Regions from separate parts of the Homo sapiens genome. Here region 2 is linked to region 1. A link is a contact called in ENCODE Hi-C data. All regions are on one chromosome and are shown on one strand. The core of a region is the stretch at or near the end of the contact, and the rest is flanking DNA. Distances in the headings are between cores, read along the strand shown. Region 1 overlaps PTPRJ (protein tyrosine phosphatase receptor type J). Region 2 holds the start of OR4S1 (olfactory receptor family 4 subfamily S member 1).

What was found. A loop is a pair of places that touch in the nucleus more often than their neighbours do. Pooled maps may share reads with other maps.
Region 2: a loop to region 1 is called in a map of heart right ventricle, with 6 times the contacts of the local background. The contact joins the promoter of OR4S1 here to the enhancer-like site in region 1. A Hi-C loop is called at or near these places in 23 of 168 maps with a recorded cell type or tissue (A673, CD4-positive, alpha-beta T cell, CD4-positive, alpha-beta memory T cell and 15 more), 15 of 37 single-sample maps with no recorded cell type and 28 of 50 pooled maps.

What each region holds. Positions count from the first base shown.
Region 1 is chr11:48,170,481-48,176,832 of GRCh38, reverse strand. PTPRJ (protein tyrosine phosphatase receptor type J) reads right to left here. Exons shown (of 25, transcript NM_002843.4): 25 at 5,994-6,352. Among named protein-coding and RNA genes, the nearest start is that of OR4B1, 43 kb to the left of the region's middle. Within about 2 kb of position 3,797, at least 4 of the 41 ENCODE cell types and tissues checked have a DNase peak (open chromatin) inside an H3K27ac peak, as active enhancers do; they include heart left ventricle and heart right ventricle, where a contact is called at or near this core.
Region 2 is chr11:48,303,518-48,309,869 of GRCh38, reverse strand. OR4S1 (olfactory receptor family 4 subfamily S member 1) reads right to left here and starts at 3,647. Exons shown (of 1, transcript NM_001004725.1): 1 at 2,718-3,647. The coding sequence starts at 3,647. The coding sequence ends at 2,718.

The sequences.
Region 1 (6,352 bases), core at 2,548-5,047:
AAGGCTGAGCCTTCTCCCCTGAGCTGCTCCCATGAGAGGGCTGACCCCTCAGGGGAGTTTGCTCCTCAAAAGGCCCTTCCTTGTGTTAAGCCAAACCTGTCTCCCTGTCACTGTCACAGGTCCTAGGCTGACCTGTGAGGCCACATGAGGCATGTGTCTGTCCCCTCTAGCCCATGGTGTCCTTCCAGACTTTCCAAGAAAGAGCCATGCCATCTCCCTCCCTCTAAAGGTTCTGGAAGTAATTAAGCCTCCAGGCTAGGTGGAGTGGATAGGACCAGTGGATTTGTTGAAAGGGCCTTCACGGATTCTTCCCATCTAGGGAGTCTATGGCCCATGTCAGGGAACATGAAATGCCTCAGAAGGACCCTCACACTGCCAAGGCTGCAGCATCAGGGCCTATGAGTCTGGATCAGGTTGTCCAAGACACAACCATGACCCCTGAGCATGCAATTTTGACATAACAAAATTGGTCTCCTGATATGACACCTGGTCTCACACCCAAGACTGCAGCTGTGGAAACACAGGACAGAATTCCTTAGATCCTGGATGTGTGGCCCTCACTAAGTGGGAGACTCGAACCGGTGCTCCCAACTCCATATAAAGGCTCCCAGAAGTTTTGAGTTTGTGATATTGTTTGGATGTTTGTCCCCTCCAAACCTCACGTTGAAATGTAATTCCTCCTGGGCATGGTGGCTCACACCTGTAATCACAAACTTTGAGAGGCCAAGATGGGCAGATGACTTGAGGTCGGGAGTTTGAGGCCAGCCTGGCCAACACGGTGAAACCCCATCTCTACTAAAAATACAAAAATTAGCTGGGCATGGTAGTGGGAGCCTGTAATCCCAGCTACTCAGGAGGCTGAGGCAAGAGAATCACTTGAACCCAGGAGGCGGAGGTTGTGATGAGCCGAGATCGCGCCACAGCACTCCAGGCTGGGCAAAAGAGGGAGACTCCGCCTCAAAGAAAAAAAAAAAGGAAGAAATATAATTCCCAGTGTTGGAGATGGGGCCTGGTGGGAAGTGCTCCAATCATAGGGACGAATCCCTTGTGAATGGCTCACAGCCATCCCCTTGGTGAAGTGCGAGTTTTCCCTCCGAGTTCACGCAAGATCTGGTTGTTTAATAGCATGTGACACGTCCCCCCATCTGTCACCCTCTCTTTCTTGCTCCTGCCCTTGCCATGTGACATGCTGGCTCCCGGTCACCCTCCTCCGTGATTGTAGCTTCCTGAGGCCCTCACTAGAAGCAGATGCCAGCACCACACTTCCTGTATAGCCTGCAGAGCCATGAGCCAAACTAAAACCTCTTTTCTTTATCAATTAAACAGTCTCAGGTGGTGTTTCTTTACAGCAATCCAAGAAAGGCCTAGCACAGTTTGCTTCTTTTTCATTTGCCTATTCAAGTTACAAAAGGAGGGGGGCGGGGTGTTCATTATTATAATGTTCATTGTGGATGAAGCTGTAAAGAAACAGGCATTCTCACACACTATAATGAGAGTGTAAATTGCTATCTAGAGAAAAATTTAGCAGAATTTCATCTAAGCGTTACCTTTTTTTCTTTTTTGAGATAGGATCTCACTCTGTCACCCAAGTTAGAGTGCAGTGACACAATCTTGGCACAACCTGCCTCCCAGGCTCAAGTGATCCCCCCCACTTCAGCCTCCCAAGCAACTGGGACAACATGCATGTGCCACCACACTCGGCTAATTTTTTGTATTTTTTGGTAGAGATGACGTTTTGCCTTGTTGCCCAGGCTGGTCTCAAACTCCTGAGCTCAGGCAATCCACCTGCCTTGGCCTCCCAAAGTGCTGGAATTACAGGCATCAGCCACCACGACCAGCCTAAAGCCCTACCTTTTTATATATTTCGATTCATTAATTTTATAGAAAAGTTTACTAAGAAATTAATTGTGATGTCTGCAAAGATCTGGCTACTGTGATAGATGCCACATCCTTATTCACAGGAGAGTAAAATCAGAAATAATCTAATGGCAATCAATAAAAGAGTAGTTAACTCGAGAGTGGTATGTGTCCATACTATGGAGTATTATGCAGCTCTTAAAATGGTGAACAGGATGAATACCTAATAACACAGAAAGAGTTCACAATATGTCAAGTATAAAAAGCAAGTTTCAGCCAGGCACGGTGGCTCAGGCCTGTAATCCCAACACTTTGGGAGGCTGAGGTGGGCGGATCACCTGAGGTCAAGAGTTCAAGACCAGCATGGCCAACACAGTGAAACGCTGTCTTTGCTAAAAATACAAAAAAATTAGCCAGGCATGGTGGCACATGCCTATAGTCCCAGGTACTTGGGAGGCTGAGACAGAAGAATTGCTTGAACCCGGAAGGCAGAGGTTGCAGTGAGCCAAGATCATACCATCGCACTCCAGCCTGGGTGACAAGAGCGAAACTCTGTCTCAAAAAAAAAAAAAGCAAGTTTCATTAGCCAGGTGTGGTGGCACGCACCTGTAGTCCCAGCTACTCAGGAGGCTGAGGTGAGAGGATCACTTGAGTCCAGGAGTCTGAGGCTACGGTGAGCCATTACAGTGCCACTGCACTGCAGCCTGCATGACAGAGTGAGACCTCGTCTCTAAAAATAAAAATTTTTAATTTTAAAAAAGAAGCAAGTTTCAAAAAATTGAGCACAGAACCAACTTAAAAGGTTAGCAGCCAGGATAGTGGTTAGCTTTGCCAGGGTGTGGCTGAAAGGGGGCACCAAGGTGGCTTATGGCATGCTGGTCGTATATACTTTTTAATTTGGGTGCTGGTTATATGGGTGTGTTCATTTTTGGACAATTATTCAAACAGCCAACCTATGATTAGTGCATTTTTCTGTCTGTATTACGCTTCAGTAGAAATATTACTCAAAGAAATATGTTAATCTTAAAAAGAAATATGAACATGTTTGATTCCAGTTTTGCAAAAAGATGAAAGCAAATACATGAAGATGAAGATGTATGCATGTGTGCACATATGGGGGGTGTGTGTGTGTGGTGTTTGTGAGAATTCTAAAGGTTACAGAATTATTTACAGTAAAATGTTAACAGTGGTATTTCCTATGTGGTGGGATATATTAGCCCATATTAGTTATCTCTTGCTGTGTAACAAATTATCCCAAAACAGAGCAGTTTGAAACAGTAAACATTTATCATCTCAGATGCTTTCTGCAAGTCAGGGAGTCTGGGTAGGTTCTGGCTTGGGGTCTCCCAGGAGGCTGCAGTCAAGCTGTCGGCCAGGGCTACTGTCATCCAAAGGCTGACCTGAGAATCTGCTTCCAGGCCCACTCATGTAGCTGTTGGCAGGAGGTTCAGAAGAAGCCCACCACGTGGGCCTCTCTCAAGGCTGCTCAGAACATGCCAGCTGGTTTTGGAGAGAGTGCCGTGGGAGGGGGGCTGGAGGGAGAGAGACAGCGAGAGAGAAACTGCACAGTTTTATCTCAGAAGTGGGATGCCATCACCTCTCTGCAATCTACCAGTCACACAGACCAACCCTGCTACAGTGGAGGAGGGGCTACACAAAAATGTGAATACCAGGCGGGAGGATTATTGGGGGACATCTTGTTGAATGGTGACAACATAGGATTTTTTTATTTTCCTTCTTTTCCTAAATTTTTTTACCATGAACATATTATCTAACAAATTATACGGAAAGCTGCCAGCTGCTGGCAAGGGCGCTTCCTTCGCCCTGTTGCTGGTTTTTAGCCTTGCCTTACGGACCTCCTGGTTTCTTTTCCAATCCTATGTGCTCCACTGCCCTGCCACAGCCTAGCCAAGGATTGCTTCCACAGCCCAGTTCTCTGCCGCCATCTAGTGGCATCATCCAAAACTGCTGGCCCCAACAGGGGCCCACTACTCACCTTTTGGGTCAGGAGGCTTCACCTGCCTGCAGGAATGTAAAGCCCAGGCTCTCATGTTGGAGGCCCCAGAGATCTGCCACGTTCAGCCCCAAATAGAGCTGTGAAACCCCAGAAGGGATGGGATGGCTATCAGAACTTGGAAGCTTGGCCGGGCGTCGTGGCTCACGCCTGTAATCCCAGCACTTTGGGAGGCCGAGGCGGGCGGATCACAAGGTCAGGAGATGGAGACCATCCTGGCTAACACGGTGAAACCCCATCTCTACTAAAAATACAAAAAAATTAGCCGGGCATGGTGGCGGGCGCCTGTAATCCCAGCTACTAGGGAGGCTGAGGCAGGAGAATGGCGTGAACCTGGGAGGCGGAGCTTGCAGTGAGCCAAGATCGTGCCACTGCACTCCAGCCTGGGTGACAGAGCGAGACTCTGTCTCCAAAAAAAAAAAAAAAAAAAAAAAAAGAATTTTGTAACTTGACTAGTAAATTTAAAACTATACTGTAGCTTCACTTTTTTGAGGCAAGGAGGGAAAAGTGCTAAGTTTTAAACTAGTTACTCTTAAGTACTCCATATTCATTGGGAGAAGTTAGAAACTATAAACAGGTGAATATAAAAATAAAATCCACTCCTAATCCCACTATTATATTATTCTAGAGTTGTGTTTCTTTTCTTCTATGCACTTATTTAATTCTTATTGGGATTGTTCTCTGTTTATAGTTCTATGAATTTGTTTTCTCACTTAAGCTTTACATTTTATAAAACCACAGGTGATCATTCGGTTTTTCTTTCCCACAATATCTCAATTCCTAGGCTATACCTGGGTAAGGTAGTTTTTATCAAACTAAGTGCTAGGAGCAGAGAATGCTGTGCTATTTTGCAGGGTAGCCTAGTTTGGTTTGTTTTTTTTTTAAGTATGCAGATAACAGGTCAGCAATACAGTGTCTCCCTGCCTCCTCTAAACCAACACTGTGGGCAGAAAAGTTCTGGGACAACTTTGGCCTGAATCAAAACAGGAAGATGATGGATACTTTATCCGCAGCCCAAGCGCTGTCCCTAAGCAGAAAGCCCAGGAGAGCTAACTATATCATAACACACCCCCAACCAACTGGGTATCCATCCACCTGCAGGCTCATACCTCCAACCTTCTGGGAACACACACAATCTTAAGACACACAGCCACTTCCTCCAAGCCTCCTCTTCACTAAATTGCCCTGAATATGTGTTACAGGCTGAACTGGGTCCCTTCCAAAACTCATATGGTCAAGTCCTAACCCCCACTAAAACAGAATTTGACTACATTTGGAGTGTCTTTGAAGAGGTAATTAAGGTAAAATTAGGTCAATAGGGTGGGCCCTGATCCAGTATGACTCGTGTCCTTATAAGATTAGCCGGGAGCGGTGGCTCACGCCTGTAATCCCAGCACTTTGGGAGGACAAGGCGGGTGGATCACGAGGTCAGGAGTTCGACACCAGCCTGACCAACATGGTGAAACCCTGTCTCTATTAAAAATACAAAAAAATTAGCTGGGTGTGGTGGCAGGCACCTGTAGTCCCAACTACTCGGGAGGTTGAGGCAGGAGAATCGCTTGAGCCCGAGAAGCAGAGGTTGCAGTGAGCCAAGATCATGCCACTGCACTCCAGCCTGGGCGACAGAACAAGGCTCCATCTCAAAAAAAAAAAAAAAAGAAGGAGATTAGGACACAGACAAGCAGAGGGAAGACCATGTGGAGGCATGGGGAGAAGACAGCCATCTGCAAGCTACGAAGAGAGGCGCCTGAAGGCTGGGGCAGGAGAACTGCTTGAACCCAGGAGGCAGAGGTTGCAGTGAGCTGAGATCACGCCTCTGCACTCCACTCTGAGCAACAGAGTGAGACTCTGTCTCAAAAAAAGAAAAAAAAAAAAGGCCTCACAGGAAACCAACCCTGCCCACATCTGGATTTCAGCCACCAAAATTGTAGGAAGTAAATCTCTGCTGTTTAAACCACCAGTTGGTGGTACTTGTTACAACAGCCCTAGAAAACTAAAACAATCCGGAAATCCCAAAGAGAAATGTGTTTTTGTTAAGGATGCCCAAGTAAAATGCAGGCCAGTAAACTGCTTGGCACATTGTAAGAAGGAAAAAAGAAGAAAGAAAGAAGCAAAGGCATAATGCATTGACATTTTTTTATATTTGGTATTTGTAAGTCTTTAAAAAAATGTTTTCAGGCCATTTTTTCCTTAAAAAAAAAAAAAGCAACCAACAGCAATACTCTGTACAAGTATAACAAACATTAGAAATATGCATCATTCCAAAATAGTTACAGGAAAATTACAGTTTAGAGTCCACATCAACACATCCTATTTGTATGTGCCCCCAAGGGAGAAAAAGCTACAGTATGTTAAACACACAGCTGCTACACAGTAGTCTGAAAACCCAGGACTTAAAACTTTTGAGGCAAATCAACAACAGTCACCAAGACTTGTTTAGCTCAATAAGTACAATCAAGCATTTCAAAAGAGAACCAGGCT
Region 2 (6,352 bases), core at 2,398-4,897, 130 kb before region 1:
TCTCTTCTCTTAATGCCAAGTTCTCATACCTTATGCAGCTCCTCCTGTAGTACTTATCCAGTCTTCTCACTTGTAGCTGAAACTCAGATGACTTTTTTCCCCTGAAGTACATGATCTACTTCCTCCAACCCAATTTCCCCCTCTTCCCTCAACCCAGCATGAAGCAGAAAGAAACATCTGCCATATCAAGCACACCTATGATTTCACACCTTAAAATGGCTCCTGAGTTGGTCAATCTTCTGTAAATAGAAGTCTAGGCAAAGAGTGGGATTCCTGAGTGATTGCTTTCCAGTCACCTCTGATCTGACAAATCCATGATGTAAGTGCTTCAATTTCCTCAAAGAAAAGAGTAGAGGCCAGGCATGGTGGTTCACGCCTGTAATACCACCATTTTGGGAGGCCGAGGCAGGCAGATCACTTGAGGTCAGGAGTTCAGAAACAGCCTGGCCAACATGGTGAAACCCCGTCTCTACTAAAAATACAAAAATTAGCAGGACGTTCGTGGCATGTGCTGCAGTCCCAGCTACTAGGGAGGCTGAGGCATGAGAATTACTTGAGCCTGGGAGGTGGAGGTTGCAGTGAGCTGAGATTGCGCCTTATATACCTGTCTTCATCTTCATGAATATATATATATACATACATGCATGCCTGAATATATATGTAAGACATACATACCACTATCACTCTACTTTAAAATACTGTATGAAAGCAGTAGTGAAAGAGCACTAAACTAGCAATCAGAAGTCTGTGTGTGGCCTATGTACATAGTTTAGCCTGTCTGTATCTCCACTTATCTTTTTTTCTTTTTTTTTGAGATGGAGTCTCACTCTGTCGCCCAGGCTAGAGTGCAGTGGCGCGATCTTGGCTCACTGCAAGCTCCACCTCCCGGGTTCACGCCATTCTCCTGCCTCAGCCTCCCGAGTAGCTGGGACTACAGGCGCCCGCCATCACGCCCGGCTAATTTTTGGTATTTTTAGTAGAGACGGGGTTTCACCGTGTTAGCCAGGATGGCCTCAGTCTCCTGACCTCGTGATCCGCCCGCCTTGGCTTCCCAAAGTGCTGGGATTACAGGCGTGAGCCACTGCGCCCGGCCACTTACCTTTAAACCTGAATAACCATTCATGCATGCTCCCACATTGTTCCAAGGAGTTTTATAAGGGGATTATTTATCCAACACAGATTAAGCTGGTGTATGAAAACTTCTGAGAATATTATGCTTTCAAGGTGTCAACTGCTATTTTATTGCTACTATTTTTTCATAATCAAGATCAACGTTTGCATTTGTGTTTGTTCAGCATCAGATGGTACTAATGAGTCTTCTTTACTACCACCACTCTCACCCAACTCTCATCACATTCCTGATGATTATATCTCATTCATGAAGTTGTTGAAAGGATCAAAAAAGTTAATACAATTAAAATATTTAGAAGAGTGTCTGCAGATTGGAAGAATTCAGTAAGGGTCAGCTTTTACCACACACTGAAATATAAACTCCATGAGAACAAAGAGTTTTGCCTGCTTTCTTTTGTGCTGTACTTCTAGCCCCAGGAATATCACCCAGCAAATGCTAAGTGTTCAATAAACATTTTTGGAGTAAATGAAATAATCAGATAGTTTGGTTACAAGGGCTTTGAGGGAAAGGATAGAGGGGTGAATAGGAAGAGAAAGGGGAATCGAAGATATTATGTTAAAACAGCTAGCAGCCACCATTGAACAACAGACTTTGATTTAGGTCTTTACAAAGTCTTATAGGTCCTCTCACAGCCTTCTGAAGCTGGTATTGTCAATATCTCCTTCTGTAAATGTGGAAATTGAGGCCCAATGAGGTTACATGACCCACGAATGTTTAAGAGATACCTAATCCGGCTCGTTTAATTGCATTCTGTACAAACTTGGCTCCCTCTAGCGGCAAAATGGAGCAAAGCAACAGGGGTTAAAGAGGGCAGCAGTCAGCTGTTCTGCTGGAGAGAGGAATCAGCACCACTGAAAGAAGTGCTGACAACTTGTTCTTCCTGGTTGTTCTCTTCATCATCCCAAGTCATCATCACCATCATTCCTGGTCTTTCAAAAGTTCTTGGTCATTCCTGCTTGGTGTCCATTTAGTCACACTTTATCAAGAGGTCCTGAGGAAAAGCTCTGAAAGCTGACTTAGGGACCTGTGTTCTAGTCCTCACCCTGCTCTGGAGTTAAAGTGTAACTTTTAGTAAATCCCTTGACCTCTCCACATTATTTATTTACTTATTTATTTATTTATCTGCCTGCTGAGAGCATGAAAGGGTAAGAGTAAAGTGGCTCTTTACTCTTAAAAGAAAAGAATGAATTCCATTGAGCACTGTGTTAGCCAACACAAAGGAATTATGTAGTGATTTTATTCATTTATCAATGAGATATCTGGACTTCCAAGACACTCCCTCATTCACAGGCCCTCACACGTTTCCTGAATGAGCTCTTAAATATCGCACTAAAAGCATCCTGGACTGTACTCTCCTTGAGGGAAAGATTATATCTTACTTTTATTTGTATTCTCACTCACTGTAAACATCCAATAAATATTTAATGAATAAAGGATTGAAAGAATATGTGGAATTATTATAACAACAAGAGCTAGGAGGATAATTGCCATTGCAAACATCAGACTGGAAATAAAAAGGCTGTGTTAGATGCTACAAGATGGAAAGTCTCCCAATTTCCTAGCTGGATTGAGATTCTCTGGAATGTCACTTCTCCCCTAAGCTCCTCTTGACCCTAAACAGCTTCCTCATGGCATTTTTCACATCGTTGTTCCTTAGTGTATAGATCAAAGGGTTCAGCAAAGGTGGCATCACAATGTTAAAGAGGATGATAAGTTTGTCAGCAGCCAGGGTGGTGGAGGGACGAATGTACATGAACATGGGGGGCATGAGAACCAAAAGGACAGTGATTACGTGTGAGCCACATGTGGAGACAGCCTTACGCCGGTCCTCAGATGACTGGCTTCTTAGGTTCAGTAAGATGATAACATAGGAAATGATAAGGATAAAAAAGGATGCTAAAGAAATCATACCGCTGTTGGCCACCACGATGAGACCTACCATGTAGGTGTCTGCACAGGCCAACTTGAGCAGGGGATGAACATCACAGAAGAAGTTGTCTATCTCATTGGGCCCACAAAAAGGCAGCTGAACCGTGAGGAGGGTCTGCAGGATGGAATGCAGGAAGCCAGCTAACCAGGAGGCCCCCGCTAGCAGGCCACACTTCCGGCAATCCATGATGGCTGTGTAGTGCAGGGGCCTACAGATGGCCACATAGCGGTCATAGGCCATGGCTGTAAGGAGGAAGATCTCAGTGCCACCAAAGAAGTGGGCAGAAAAGAGCTGGGTCATGCAGCCATTGAAGGAGATGATCTTATGCTCCACAAAAGTGTCAGCAATCATCTTGGGTATGGTAGTGGATGGATAACATATGTCAGCAAAAGACAACTGGCTCAGGAAGAAATACATGGGAGACTTCAGGGTCTTTCTAGCATTGATGGTGATGATGACCAGAAGGTTCCCCAGGACAGTGAGCACATGAAAGAGGAAGAATACCACAAAGCATGTATGCTGCATCTCTCTGCTCTCAAAAAGGCCAAATAAAACAAACTCAGTCACATTGTTCTTGGCACCCATGGATTATCTGCCCTGATGACCGACAAAGTGGCTGGCTGGCTCTGCAAAGACATAAATTATGAGACATAAGAAAGTTTTCTGAGATACCACCAAGATTATGGAGTAAGAAAGATACTAGCCTTCATCCCCATCACAAAAAATACATATATAATATATATAATATATTATTATATATATATATAAATTATATATTATATATAATAATATATATTATATATATATAATATATAATATATATTATAATATATATTATATATATAATATATAATTTATATTATATATAATAATATATATAAATCTATAATATATAAATATATATATCTTAAATATATAATATATAAATATGTATATCTTATATATATATCTCTAGAGCGAGAGAGAGACAGCTATCCACAAACCAAAATAGGTCTGCGAGGGTTCAAGGGCCCATTAAAGAATCTGCAGCAATACAGAGGAGCAAAAACATGGAGAATAGCCGCACACGAAGGATTTCTAGTGATATCTGCATACTTGAGATGCCAGGAGATGGTTAGGAACAAACAGGAAAGGTTGAGGCAATTAGTATCAGCCATGTGGTGGTAGTCATCAAGATCCCTGCTTTGCAGAGAACGCTAGCATTTATGCCACTGAGATAACCAAGAGCCATTCCCACCAGGAAACCCTAGAGAGGGAGACACAACTGTACTGCCTCCACCTGCAAGAAGCAGATGCTATTGAGCTACTTTGGAAAAGGAGCTGCCACCTCCCCAACACCATGCAAACCCCAAACTGCAGCTGCCCCTTGAGAGCTCACACTCAGACCCAGGGTCTGGGACTGCACTGCACCCACCCATGTATCAGACACTGGGCCATCACTAGAGCAAGCTCTGGGCCCTGGAGTCAAGGTCTCTCTGGGCATGCCCACACTTTGGGCACCAGTTCACCCTCCACAGAAAGTTAGTCCCTACCCCAACTCCAGAGCCATTGTAACTCTACATATATCTATGCTCCCATTCTTGGCTCCCTGGCTGCTTCAAAGCATTCACACCTCTAGCACTGTTACCTATGTGGTGGCAGGAGTGTCTTCACCCTAAGCACCAGTGTCATTATCATTCCAGATCCCAGAACCATAGTTCCTTCAGGTGTGCCCATGACCCAAGCCTCAGTTACATGGCTGCACAATAGGTGCCACCCAAAATACACCTGTGCCACCAACATCAAGAGGAAGCACACATACCAGAACCATGTCAAATGGTTCCCTAAGCCACAACTTCCCCAGTGGGAGAAAATTAAATAAGGAAGACCTTAGCAGCCACTACCAGCAACGAGCCTGAAAACCCTTGCTGTCACTGCAAACATCCAAGAATTTGGCCACTGAGGATCCCTCAAATCTGGGTCAACATTGACGTCAGCTAACAGGGCCACACAAAGACTATAAAGCCACATCCCACTGGTGCCAAAACCAATCCATCCCACCCACTCAGTCCATCCCATTATATGCTTGTGTCAGTCTGGGCCACAAGGATTGCAAAGCACCATCATGCCCCATAAGAGAAAATCTTTCCACACTGAAATTAGCCAATGAAATTTGCAAGAGATGACTACTCCACCAAATGTGCAGACATCAATAAGAGGGTAACAAGAAACAATGAAACACCAAGAAATCATACCACCAAAAGAACACAATAATTTCCAAGTTGCTGACCCCAAAGAAATGGAGGTATGTAAACAGGCTGAAAAATAATTCAACATAATTGCTTTTAAAGCTTCATGAAGTAAAGGAAAATACAGAGAAATCATTTTTAAAAAATCAGGAACATAGTAAAAAACCAAAATGAGAAATTTAACACAGATATTGAAAATACATTAAAAATCAAATAAAAAAGAGAGAAGACTTATAAATAAAATGAGAAATGAAAGAAGAGACATTACAACTCATACCACAGAAATATGAAGAATCACAAAAGACTACTATGAACAATTATAGACTTACAAATTGAATAACCCAAAAGAAACAGATAAATTCCTGGCCACATACAATCTAACAAGACTGAATTATGAAGAAATAGAATATATGACCAAACCAATAATGAACAAAGAGAATGAACAAATAATAAAAGTTTTCCATCAAAGAAAATCCCAGGAACGGATTACTACTAAACTCTACCAAACATTTAAAGAACTAATGCCAATCCTTCTCAAACTCTTCCAAAACAAAATGAAGAGGAGGGAATATTTCCAAACTCATTTTATGAGGACAACATTACCCTAATACCAAAGCCACCCTAGGAAACTAATAGAAAAGAAGACTACAGGCCAATATCCCTGATGAACATAGATGCAAAATTCCTTAATAAAATCCTAGCAAACCAAATTCAACAACACATTAAAAGGATAATCTGCTTTGATCAAGTGGGATTTATCTCTGAGATACAAGGATGGTTCAATATATGCAAATACTACATTAAGAGAATTGAGGACCAAAACTATATTATCATCTCAATGGATGAAGAAAAACTGACAAAATTCAACATCATTTTATGATAAAAACTCTCAACAAATTAATTACAGAAAGAATGTAATTCTCAACACAATAAAGACCATATGTGACAAGCCCACAACTAACATCAGATTCAATGGCAAAAAGTTGAAAGCTTTTCCTCTAAGATTGGGAATAAGACAAGAATTTCTACTCTCACCACTTCTATTCAACATCATACTGGAAC